2 separate regions of the Homo sapiens genome follow, and region 2 is linked to region 1. Evidence: chromatin contacts called from ENCODE Hi-C data. All regions are on one chromosome and are shown on one strand. Each heading gives the region's core, a stretch centred on a gene start or an enhancer-like site at or near the end of the contact. The rest is flanking DNA. Distances are from core to core; before and after follow the strand shown.

Evidence for each region. Hi-C counts contacts between places; a loop is a spot of excess contacts on that map. Pooled maps may share reads with other maps.
Region 2: a pooled map shows a loop between it and region 1 (6-fold over the local background). The contact joins the promoter of ORAI2 here to the promoter of AP1S1 in region 1. A Hi-C loop is called at or near these places in 5 of 50 pooled maps.

What each region holds. Positions count from the first base shown.
Region 1 is chr7:101,149,349-101,155,725 of GRCh38, reverse strand. AP1S1 (adaptor related protein complex 1 subunit sigma 1) reads right to left here and starts at 1,250. Exons shown (of 5, transcript NM_001283.5): 1 at 1,209-1,250. The coding sequence starts at 1,211. RefSeq lists enhancers at 344-844, 1,164-1,458 and a silencer at 1,269-1,508.
Region 2 is chr7:102,430,728-102,436,200 of GRCh38, reverse strand. It overlaps ORAI2 (ORAI calcium release-activated calcium modulator 2), which reads right to left and starts at 2,626. Exons shown (of 4, transcript NM_001126340.3): 1 at 2,540-2,626. RefSeq lists silencers at 2,217-2,996, 3,027-3,166, 4,565-4,859.

The sequences.
Region 1 (6,377 bases), core at 1-2,500:
TTAATGATCTCCCAAACATATCATCCTCCAGTGCCAGGCCTATGCCCAGGGGTATCCTCCTCTGTAGTATGTATCTCCAACACCACACAGGGTATGCAGATGCCCAAATCCTATCTTCCTCTCTGCAGGCACCCAGGCATTTGGTCTTCGACATTTCTCTTTAACTTTTCTTCCTTTTAGGGTGCCTCCTGCTAAGCGCCCACTCCTCCCCAGACACCAGGTGACCAATTTCCCTCAGTTAGGGCCCCGCCACCCAGGGGGTTCCCCTAAAAGAATGTCTGCAGAACAGACAGCAAGCTGGGTCAAGTGGGATGGAAGACAGAACCCTCACTGCCCAGTGTACCCCAGCTTCCCAGTTCCGGGGGGTCTGGGCCACATCCTGGAGTCTTCTCCTTACCCCAGTAGCTCTTCTATTCATGGACATGCCCAGGCTTGGAATCCCTGGGTGTGTGGCACTGTACTAGCTTAGTAAGTGAAAAATCAGAATTCAGGAGAACTGATTTTTTTGGTGGAGGGGAAAAGAGGGGCGCTGGGGAGCCTCGTGCGGCGCTCAAATAGGGGGGTGGGGAGCAAGCAGGAAGACGGAAGGCCTGGATTCCGGAAAGAGAATGGGAAGGGGGGCAGAGAGCCCCGGAGCCCGGGATCCCAAAGCCTGGGTCCCTCGGAGAAAAACCACGAGTCCACTTCGCTTCCCTACCTGGGCCCAGCCTCTAGGCAAGCACGGCCACGAACGCAGTAGGGCGCTCCCTTTTCCGACCCGGAAACTCCCCTCCCACACCCCTCTCCCCACCCGGGTCCCCGCTCCCGCCTGTGCAGCCCGGGAAGGGGGTCTCGGTGACTGGTGACCCCCGCTCCCTCCCTCAGCAAAGAGACTCCCGCAACCCTCTGCTTCGGGCGGCTTCCCTGCAGCGGGGATCGAGGGACCCCAGGGGCCAAGACCAGAGCGCCCCTCCCGGCTCGGGACGGCCCCGCCGCCCCTTCGTCAGCCCCCGCTCGCCCTGCAAATGCGCCCCCTCCCCGCCCCTCTCCCGAATGCCACCTCCCCCTCTTCCTCCCGAGCCCGGCTCGCCCACCCGCCGAGGCAAGGGAGGCCTCTGAGGACCAGAGGGAAGACAGGGCGGTTCACCCCGAGGGCGGCCCCCGAGGACCCCCGCAGGTGCAGCCCACGCCCCTCGCTTCCCCCTCCCCTCCCTCTTCGCACAGCCTACCATCCTGCAGCCTCCGGCTCGGCGCGTCCCACTTCGGCCACCGTAGGCGCCAGTCCCACTCCCTTTCTTATCCTTTCTCCTGCTGCCCTCCCTCTCGCCCGAAGCCCCGCCCCGTCCCGCCCAGGCTCTGACTCCCGGCGCGCCACGCACTGCGCAGGCGCCGACGCCGCGGGGAGCGCGGGCGGGGCTGGAGGCGGAGAAGCGGAAACCATGGCAACCAGGTCCTTGACTGCAGCTTCTAGGAGCCCGGTCGTCATGGTAACGCGGCTGTCCTGTGGGCTGGTTGGAGGATGGGGGAGGAGGACAATAAGGTCCTCGCGCTTTGGAGCCTTGTGGGGCAAAAAGGCGGGAAAAGGGGTGAGAGGTGAATGGGACGATCATTGGAGTTCGAAGCAGCAGGCAGGACTCCTGGAAGGGGAGTGGGCCGTGAAAAGGGAGCAGGGTGGGAATTAAGTGTAGGGGAGGAGGAGTGACCTGGAAAACAGAAAGACAAAGGGTCATGAGAAAAGTATAGAACCCAAGCTGAATATCTATTGAAAGCGTGATAGATACACCCCTCTAGTTTTTTTCTTTTTAGAGACAGGGTCTGGCCGCGTCACCCAGGTTGGAGTGCAGTGGTGGGATCGTGACTCTCTGCAGCCTTGAACTCCTGGCCTCAAGCGATCCTCCCGCCTCAGCCTCCTGAGTAGCTGGGACTACAGACGCACACCGTCATGCCCAGCTAATTTTTAATTTTTTTTTAGTAGAGACGGGGGTCTTACTATGTTGCCCAGGCTGGTCTCGAACTCTTGGGTTCAAGAGACCCTCCCGCCTCGGTTTCCCAAACTGCTGGGATTACAGGCGTGAGCCACCGCGCCTGGCTTCTGATTTTACAGTAAGAGAAATGTGTAGAAAAAGAATAAAAGAGAAAAGGAGAGGCTGCTATAAAAGGCATGTAAGGAGAAGGGGGAGGAACGTGAACTGAGGCAAAAGGGGAAGAAATAAAGAGCGTCTTAAAAGGTTAACTTGGGTCAAAACTCAAAAAGGGACAGATGTCACCCAAATCTCAGTGTGAAGATGAGGTGGATGTACGTTGTAATATGGGCTTTTAAACTGAATGTGTGTGTGTGTCTACATGTTACTGGAAAAAGGGGTCCCGATCCAGACCCCAAGAGAGAATTCTTGGATCTCATGCAGGAAGGAACCCAAAGCAAGTCGTAGAGTGCGATGAGAAGAGAGAGTTTATTGAAAGCTACACCCTTACGGAGTAGGGCGTCCTCAGAAAGCAAACAGAGGAACACACTGTCTTAAGTTTTTCTTTTCTTTCTTTCTTTTTTTTTTTCTTCTTTTTTTGAGACAGGGTCTTACTCTGTTGCCCAGGCTGGAGTGTAGTAGCATGATCATAGTTCACTGCAGCCTCCACCTCCTGAGCTCAAGCGATCCTCCCACTTCAGTCTCCCAAGTAGCTAGGACTACAGGCATGCACCACCACAGCCAGCTAATAGTTGTATGTTTTGTAGACACAGGGTATTGTCATGCTACCCAAGCTGGTCTGGGACTCCTGGACTCAAGGTATCCACACTCCTCAGCCTCCCAAAGTGTTGGGATTACAGGTATGAGCCACCGCCCCTGACCTTTAAGTTTTTCTTATATAGGGGTCTTGTTTTTGTAGAGACTAAACTAAGCCGAGTCAATGTGCAGATGGGCCAATGGCATGACAAAATTTATTATTCTGTTAATTTAACTATCCTTGACATTCTAGTAGGTAAGTACATCAAAGCAAAACTTAATTATCTTTCTTCCTTTTTTTTTTTTCTTGAGACAGAGTCTTGATCTGTTGCCCAGGCTGTAGTGCAGTGGCGTGATCTCAGCTCACTGCAACCTCCACCTCCTGGGTTCAAGCCATTCTTGTGTCTCAGCATCCCTAATAGCTGGATTACAGCTACATCCTTTCACCTCAGCCTCCCAAGTAGCTGTGACTGCAGGCATGAACCAGTGCATCCAATTAATTAAAAAAATATTTTGTTGTAGAGATGGGGTCTCACTACTGGGATTGTAGGCATGTGCTACGACACCCAGCTAATTTTTGTATCTTTAGTAGAGAGGGGGTTTTGCAATGTTGGCCAGGCTGATCTCGAACTCCTGGCCTAAAGCAATCCTGCCTTAGCCTCCACACCCAGCCAGAACTATAATTATCTTAAAGGCACATATTGTTATGGGTATTGGGGCATCTGGATTTTCTGTAGTTGGAGGAGTCTGTCCTTGCAGGTATCTTTAAGCTGTTTCCCCAACTGTAAACAGCTTTGGGTTGTGACTGACAAGGAATGTGCCTTGTTAGTTTCAAGATGGAGCTGAACTTAAAATGGCTTTATGCTGGCTCTCTGAGGCTCCTGCTTCCCTAGCACAAATGATAAAGTAAAGAGGTCTGGATAGAAGGATAAGAGAAAATCTTAAATTTTGTCATGCAGAAAAGTTAATGGTAGATAATTGTTGGCAACTAATGTGCTATTATTTTTGAGTAGCACATGATGCAATTGTTGGTAAGGCCTCACCTCCTGTCTCCACTTTATTTATTTATTTTGTGTATTTATTTTTTTGAGATGGAGTCTTGCTCTGTTGCCCAGGCTGGAGTGCAGTGGCACAATCTCGGCTCACTGCAACCTCCACCTCCCGGGTTCAAGTGATTCTCCTGATTCAGCCTCCTGACTCAGCCTTCTGTCTCAAAAAAAAAAAAAAAAAAAGAGGACAGTAGTACATATCTTGCAAGGTGGTTCTGAGGATTAGAGGTAATGTATAGCAAGTATCTGTAAACACTTCATAATGGTACCTATCATTTCCTCTTCCCAGACTCTTCCTTTTTTTTTTTTTTTTTTGTTGTTGTTGTTGTTGTTGAGACGGAGTCTCGTTCTTGTTGCCCACGCTGGAGTGCAGTGGCACGATCTCGGCTCACTGCAGCCTCCACCTCCCCGGATCAAGCAATTCTCCTTCCTCAGCCTCCCAAGTAGCTGGGACTACAGATATCTACCACCACACCCCGCTAAGTTTTATTTTTTTAGTAGAGATGGGGTTTCACCACGTTGGCCACGCTGGTCTCAAACTCCTGACCTCGAGTGATCTGCCTGCCTTGGCCTCTCAAAAGTTCTGGGATTACAGGTGTGAGCCACCGCGCCCGGGCCCAACTTCTTTCTTCTTTTACTTTTTCTTCTTCCTTTTGCTTTTGTTTTCTTTTCTCCTCTGCCTCCACCTTAGGCTTTTCAACACCATCGTCTAAGATATATGACATATACTAGTGGAATATCTTACCAGTGGCATAGATTATTGGCTGCCTGAACTATTGTGGTGCTACTTATTTATTTATTTATTTATTTTTTTTTTTTGAGACAGACTCTTGCACTGTCGCTCAGGCTGGACTGCAATGGTGTGATCTCGGCTCACTGCAACCTCCACCTCCTGGGCTCAAGTGATTTTCCTGCCTCGGCCTCCTAAGTAGCTGGGATTATAGGTGCATGCCACCACGCCCAGCTAATTTTTGTATTTTCAGTAGAGACGGGGTTTCACTATGTTGGCCAGGCTGGTCTCGAACTCCTGACCTCGTGATCCACCCGCCTCGGCCTCCCAAAATGCTGGGATTACAGGTGTGAGCCACCAAGCCCGGCAGCTATTTATTAGGTCAAGAATAAGATGGCACAGACAGTTAGCTGGCTGGACTATCCTGGTTGTGGGGAAAAGCAAGACAGATCAGATTGTTACTGTGTCTGTGTAGAAAGAAGTAGACATAGGAGACTCCATTTTGTTCTGTACTAAGACAAATTCTTCTGCCTTGAGTTTCTGTTAATCTATGACCTTACCCCCAACCCCGTGCTCTCTGAAACATGTGCTGTGTCAAACTCAGGGTTAAATAGATTAAGGGCGGTGCAAGATGTGCTTTGTTAAACAGATGCTTGAAGGCAGCATGCTCCTTAAGAGTCATCACCACTCCCTAATCTCAAGTACCCAGGGACACAAACACTGCGGAAGGCCGCAGGGACCTCTGCCTAGGAAAGCCAGGTATTGTCCAAGGTTTCTCCCCATGGGATAGTCTGAAATATGGCCTCGTGGGAAGGGAAAGACCTGACTGTCCCCCAGCCCGACACCCGTAAAGGGTCTGTGCTGAGGAGGATTAGTATAAGAGGAAGGCATGCCTCTTGCAGTTGAGACAAGAGGAAGGCATCTGTCTCCTGCCCGTCCCTGGGCAATGGAATGTCTTGGTATAAAACCCGATTGTACGTTCCATCTACTGAGATAGGGAAAAACCGTCTTAGGGCTGGAGGTGGGACATGCGGGCAGCAATACTGCTTTGTAAAGCATTGAGACGTTTATGTGTATGCATATCTAAAAGCACAGCACTTGATTCTTTACCCTGTCTATGATGCAAAGACCTTTGTTCACGTGTTTGTCTGCTGACCCTCTCCCCACTATTGTCTTGTGACCCTGCCACATCCCCCTCTCGGAGAAACACCCATGAATGATCAATAAATACTAAGGGAACTCAGAGGCTGGCGGGATCCTCCATATGCTGAACGCTGGTTCCCTGGGTCCCCTTATTTCTTTCTCTATACTTTGTCTCTGTGTCTTTTTCTTTTCCAAATCTCTCGTTCCACCTAACGAGAAACACCCACAGGTGTGGGGGGCAACCCACCCCTTCACCTGGTATCATTTGTAGGTCAAGAATAAGATCAATAAAGCAAGTTGTTAGGATTAGAAAGGATAAATCATATGGAATGAAAGCAAGGACTAGAAGTATGGCCGGGCGCAGTGGCTCGTGCCTGTAATCTCAGAACTTTGGGAGGCGGAGGCAGGTGGATGACCTGAGGTCAGGAGTTCAAGACCAGCCTGGCCAACGTGGTGAAACCCTGTCTCTACAAAATACAAAAAAATTAGCTAGGGGTGATGGCGGGTGCCTATAATCCCAGCTGCTCGGGAGACTGAGGCTAGGGAATCACTTGAACCCGAGAGGCAGAGGTTGCAGTAAGCCTAGATCGTGTCATTGTACTTCACTCCAGACAGAGCAAGACTCTGTCTCAAAAAAAAAGAAAAAAAGAAAAAAAGGAAATGTGCTTAGGAGAGAGATGAGAAGGTATAAGGAAGGAATGAGTGGTATGAGTGGTGAGATAAATAAAGCAGGCTGGGTGTGGTGGCTCAGGCCTGTAA
Region 2 (5,473 bases), core at 1,377-3,876, 1.3 Mb before region 1:
TGCAATCCGTAGGTTAGCTCCACATAATAGAAAATGCTGTAATTTGGAAACTGCATTTTTCCTCTCCCCCCACCCCCATAGTTAACAGAATTGAGCATGCAGGTCTGATGACCGCAGTATACAGAGACTGGAGGGGTGAGACGCTAACCTTTGCTCCCTCCGTCCTCCCTCCTCCATCACACAGGTGCTTAGCGCACTTGGTACTTAAAGATCCAAGATGAAAGAGGCCAGAATTCATGGCCTCCCAGTAGGGGAGCAAGGTAAGGGGATGTGGGTCAGGAGCAGTAGCTCACACCTGTCATCTTTGGGAGGCTGAGGTGGGCGGATCACTAGAGGTCAGGAGTTCGAGACTAGCCTGGACAACATGGTGGAAACCTGTCTCTTCTAAAAATACAAAAAGTAACTGGGCATGGTGGTGGGCGCCTGTAATCCCAGCTACTCAGGAGGCTGAGGCAGGAGAATTGCCTGATCCCAGGAGGCGGAGGTTGCAGTGAGCTGAGATCCTACCGCGGCACTCCAGCCTGGGTGACACAGTGAGACTCTGTCTTAAAAAAAAAAAAATAGCTGGGTGTGGTGGCAGAGGTTGCAGTGAGCCAAGAGCACACCACTGCACTCCAGCCTGGGCAACAGAGCGAGACTCCATCTCAAAAAAAAAAAAAAAAAAGAGGGGGGGGCAATCCTCATCCACTGAGCTAAAGGCTTCAATGGAGGGCAGGGAGCAGAGGACTGGCTGCCTCACACCAAGGCCAGGAAAAGGTGCTTGCAGGTAACACCGGGGAGGGGACAGAGCGGCCCTTTGCATGCCAAAGTGCCTCATGCCTGTAATCCCAGTGTTTTGTGAGGCCAAGGTGGGAGGATCACCTGCGGCCAGGAGCTGGAGACCAGCCTAGGCAACAGAGTAAGACGCTGTCTCTAAAAATAATTTTTTTTGACATGGGGTCCTGCTGTGTTACCAAGGCTGGAGTGCAGTGGCACAATCTCAGCTCCCTGCAAATTCTACCTCCCAGGCTCAAGCGATCCTCCCGCCTCAACCACCCGAGTAGCTGGGACTACATGTGTGTGCCACCATACCTGGCTAATTTTTGGTATTTTTGGTAGAGACAGGGTTTTGCTATGTTGGCCAGGCTGGTCTAGAACTCCTGAGCTCAAGTGATCCGCCCACCTTGGCCTCCCAAAGTGCTGAGATTATAGGCATGAACCACTGCGCCTGGCCTCTAAAAAGAATTTTAAAAAAGAGGGACCTTTCCTCAAAGACAAGATGCTGCCTGCATGGAAGGATTCCGAGAGACGGGAAGGCCACTCCAGGTGTACATGTGGGGTGGCTCTCCTTGTCCAGGAGATATGGAGGGAAGACTGGCTGCCACCTGGGGGGTGGAGGGGGCAGGGAGATGTGGGTGGAAGACACTTGGAGCCTGGGGCTGTGGAATGAGCCAGAGGGTCTGGGCAGCATGACTGGGCGTCCAGCCACAGGAGAATGGAAGAAATTGGTGAGTGGAACGGTCTGGGCACTGCTAGATCATTCTGGTTTGGGACCACAGTTCAACCCAGGGAAATGGCTGGCCGACTGGCAGGAGTGGGACGCAAGGGAGAGCCTGGTGGCCTCCAAAGGAAGGAAGGGTGAACAAGAGGGATGCCCCATCAGTAAGGGTGGGCTGGGCTCAGGTCTGAGAGTGGAGGTGAAGAGCTCAGGGCAGTGAGGGCTGAGGGTGGCTTCCTGGGAGCCGCCAGGCCTCCCATGCCCCATCGGTGAGGCCCTGCAGATGTCCCCAGAGTGGGTGGGATTGTGGAGGAAACGATGTCTGTCTGCCTGGAGCTGGGTCTTGAGACAGGTCTCCAGGTCTCGAAGGAGCAGCCCAGGAGGGGGTTCAAATCCATCCTTTATGTTCCCAATGCCAACTGTGTGTGCCAGGCCCGGTGGCCCAGGGGGAGGGACAGAGTCTGGGCCTCACACTGGATCCCAGGCAGGGGGTGGGGTGGGGCAGGATGGAGCCCTGTACTTCTGTCAGGTGGCACAGACCCTAGAGGATGCTCCGGGACTGAACCTTGTGGGGTTGCTTTTTTTTTTTTTTTTTTTTTTTTGCTTTAATGAGCAGTCCGAGAAAACAGGTCTTGTAGAATAACGCGATCCCCTCTCTAGAGATGAGCTTTTCTTCCTGGCTGGCCTACTGGACACATTTCCAGAGGGCGGTCTTGGAGTTTGACTTCCTCTAAGCATCTGGGGCACCGGCAATGGCGAGTGTCTCTCTCCAGCAGGCGCACTGGGAGGGGGCCTCCCAGGGGCGCTAGGCTGCATCCCTGTCCCTCCCCCAGGGACGCCCCGGTGTCCGGAACCGGCTGCGCCGCCGACCCTGATCCTCTGGGCGCCGCACCCCGCCAGGGATCCCGCGGGGTGGAGGTCACCAACCCCGGATGGGTAGTGACCGCGCCCGGGCAGCCTACAGTCGTCCCCTTCCCCGCCGAGCGTCCCCGGTCCAATTCCGGCCCCCCCAGCCGCAGGGACCCCGCTCCCCGCGCCAGGCCCCCGCGCCGCCACACTCACCGGAGCTGCCCTCGCCCCGCCCGGCTCGGCTCCCGCTCGGACTGCGTGGCCGCGTGGCCTGTGGCCCAGTGGCCCGGCCGGGGCGCCGAGCGCGGCCCCCTCCCTCCTTCCGCCGGTCGCGCGGGGTCCCCCGGCCCCGCCTCCACCCCGCCCCCGCGGCCGCCGCAGCCGCTGCCAAGGCAACCAGGCGCCGCCAACACGTGACCCACCCGCGGGAGAGCCGCGGCCACGTCACCCGCCGGGCCGGGAGGGGCGGGGCTGGCGGCGCCTCCTCGGAGAGTGGGGGGGTGGGGGTCCCCGCCTCACCTGGAACCACCCCGGGATCGCGCGAGGGAGAGGAGCAGGGGAGGTGGGAAGACCCCGACCCGCGCGCATCCCTCCTGCCCCAGCTCCTGTCCCCGGCCCCAGCTCTGGGAGTCAAGGCGAGGCCCCCCACCGCCCCATCGGGGGTCCGGCTACCCACAGACCACGAGCTGGGCTTTCCCTGCCCCTGGGTCCGGGCGCAAAAGGGGAGCCCCAGGCTTGGCAGGGTGAGCCTCGGGGGGTGCCCAGCATTGGACGCTGGCTGCGTAGAGGGGCGGGGAGTGGGGACAGGGCGGGCGGGTGCAGGTGGGCAGTGGAGGGGAAAGGAAGGTGGGGAGGGGAGAATCCGTCTGGCCACGCCCGAGTTTTCACAGGATTTTTTTTTTTATTTTTTTGAGACAGGGTCTGGCTCTGTCGCCCAGGCTGGACTGCAGTGGTGCGATCACGGTTCAATGCAGCCTCGAATTCCTGAGCTCGAGTGATCCTCTGCCCTCAGTCACCCAAAGTGCTGAGGCTACATGTAGGCAGGAGCCACCACACCGTGGTAGTTTTTAAAAAATTTGTTTTTGTTTGTTTTTTGAGAGGGAGTTTTGCCCTGTCACCCAGGCTGGAGTGCAGTGGTGCCATCTTGGCTCACTGCAACCCCCGACCCCGGGGTTGAAACGATTCTCCTGTCTCAGCCTCCGAGCTACAGGTGCACGCCACTAGCCTGGCTACTTTTTTGTATGTTTAGTAGAGATGGGGTTTCACCATGTTGGCCGGACTGGTCTTGAACTCCTGACCTCAGGTGATCCTGCCTGCCTCGGCCTCCCAAAGTGCTGGGATGATACATGTGAGCCACTGTGCCCAGCCAAAAAAAAAAAAAAAAATTCTTTTTTTAGAGATAGAGTCTTCCTGTATTGCCCAGACTGGTCTTAAACTCCTGGCCTCAAGCAATCCTCTCTTAGCCTCTCAAAGCACTGGGATTACAGGCATGTGCCACAATGTCCAGCTAATTTTTAAATTTTTTAAAAAAATTGAGATGGGTCTTGCTATGTTGCCTCTGCTGGTCTCGAACTCCTGGGCTCAAGTGATCCTCCCACCTCAGCCTCCCAAAGTGCTGGGCATAGAGGCATGGGCCACCTTGCTTGGCCCCTGCCCAGGGTGTTGGATGGCACCATGAAGAGCTTGCACTGAGCTAATTGGGGGTTGCCACCCAGAGTGCACTGCCACTCACAGACCCAGCGAGACCCCTGGGGTCCCAACTTCAGTGCAGCGTGCTGTCCTTCTCATGCTGTTCGCAGACAGCAGCAAAGAGTTTCTGCTGTGCCCTGGCCCCTTCCACTCCCTACTGCAGGGAGCCTCTCACCTTTAACGGTGAATTCTCTGCGGTTTTACGAGCGAGGCAGTCAAACAGGAGCATTCTTTTCAGGAAGTGCAGCACATGAATAATTCACAGACAGACAAGATGGGTTCCTATCAGCCCGGCGGTGCCAGACGGTCCCTTGGAGTCCTTCCTCCATGCCGGGTAGGCTGCTGCGTGCCCTACATAGGATTTTTCCATCTGTCACAACAGCATTGGACCGTGACACATTTATCCAAACGAAGGAAAAATTCCACTCATGTCAGCCAGCCCACATTTTATGACAATTGGAAGAGTAGATGTTACGGACGCCAGGTTAAATCCATCTACACTTCGAGTTGTCTTTTACAGGCTACTGCTGACAGCCAGAATGAAACCAGGAGGACACTTAGTCTAATAAACCAGGTTTCCCCCTCCGGGTTACTGACCTAAAAGGCAAGTTAGGCCCTAACATGGACATAAGCAAATCCCAGGGTTCCTTACTGGCCCTCCTCCTGCCACCCCCATCAATGGCTATGGGTGAGGGAACATTTGAATTTCAGGGGTAAAGTCCTCAAAAAGCAATCATGTTATGGCTTTCCAACGTGGAGTTCTTGGTAAAATGAATCTCGGTGGCTCATGCCTGTAATCCCAGCACTTTGGGAGGCTGATCACCTGAGGCCTGGAGTTCAAGACCAGCCAGGTCAACTGGTAAAACCCCATATCTACTAAAAATACAAAAATTAGCCAGGCATGGTAGCGCACGCCTGTAGTCCCAGCTACTGGGGAGGCTGAGGCAGAAGAATCGCTTGAACCTGGGAGGCGGAGGTTGCAGTGAGCCAAGATCACACCATTGCACTCCAGCCTGGGCCAGAGAGCAAGACTCTGTCTCAAAACACACACACACACACACACACACAAAACAGGAAGAAAACACTTTGTAAACGCAGTAGTTTGCATCATAGATGAATGTGCTTTCAGCAAAGGAGTCCTTTGCTTGTTGAATTCTCACTCTTGCAGCGACTTCACTCATCCTTGAGAAAGCTTCCTGTGCCCGTTACTGATGCCGCCACCCCACAGGCATATTTATCCAGCATGCCCAGACAGAAGCAAAATGCAAGTTGTAATTGCCAGTGCTTTGCAGAGTTGGTTTCCTAACCAAACACAGAATAGCTTGCTTGCTTGCTTTTCTTTCCCTCCCTCCCTTCCTTTTCTCTTTTCTTTCTCTCCCTTCCTTCCCTCCCTCCCTCACTTCCTTCATTTCTTTCTTTCCCCTCCCTTCCTCCCTTCCCTCCCTTCTCTCCCTTCCC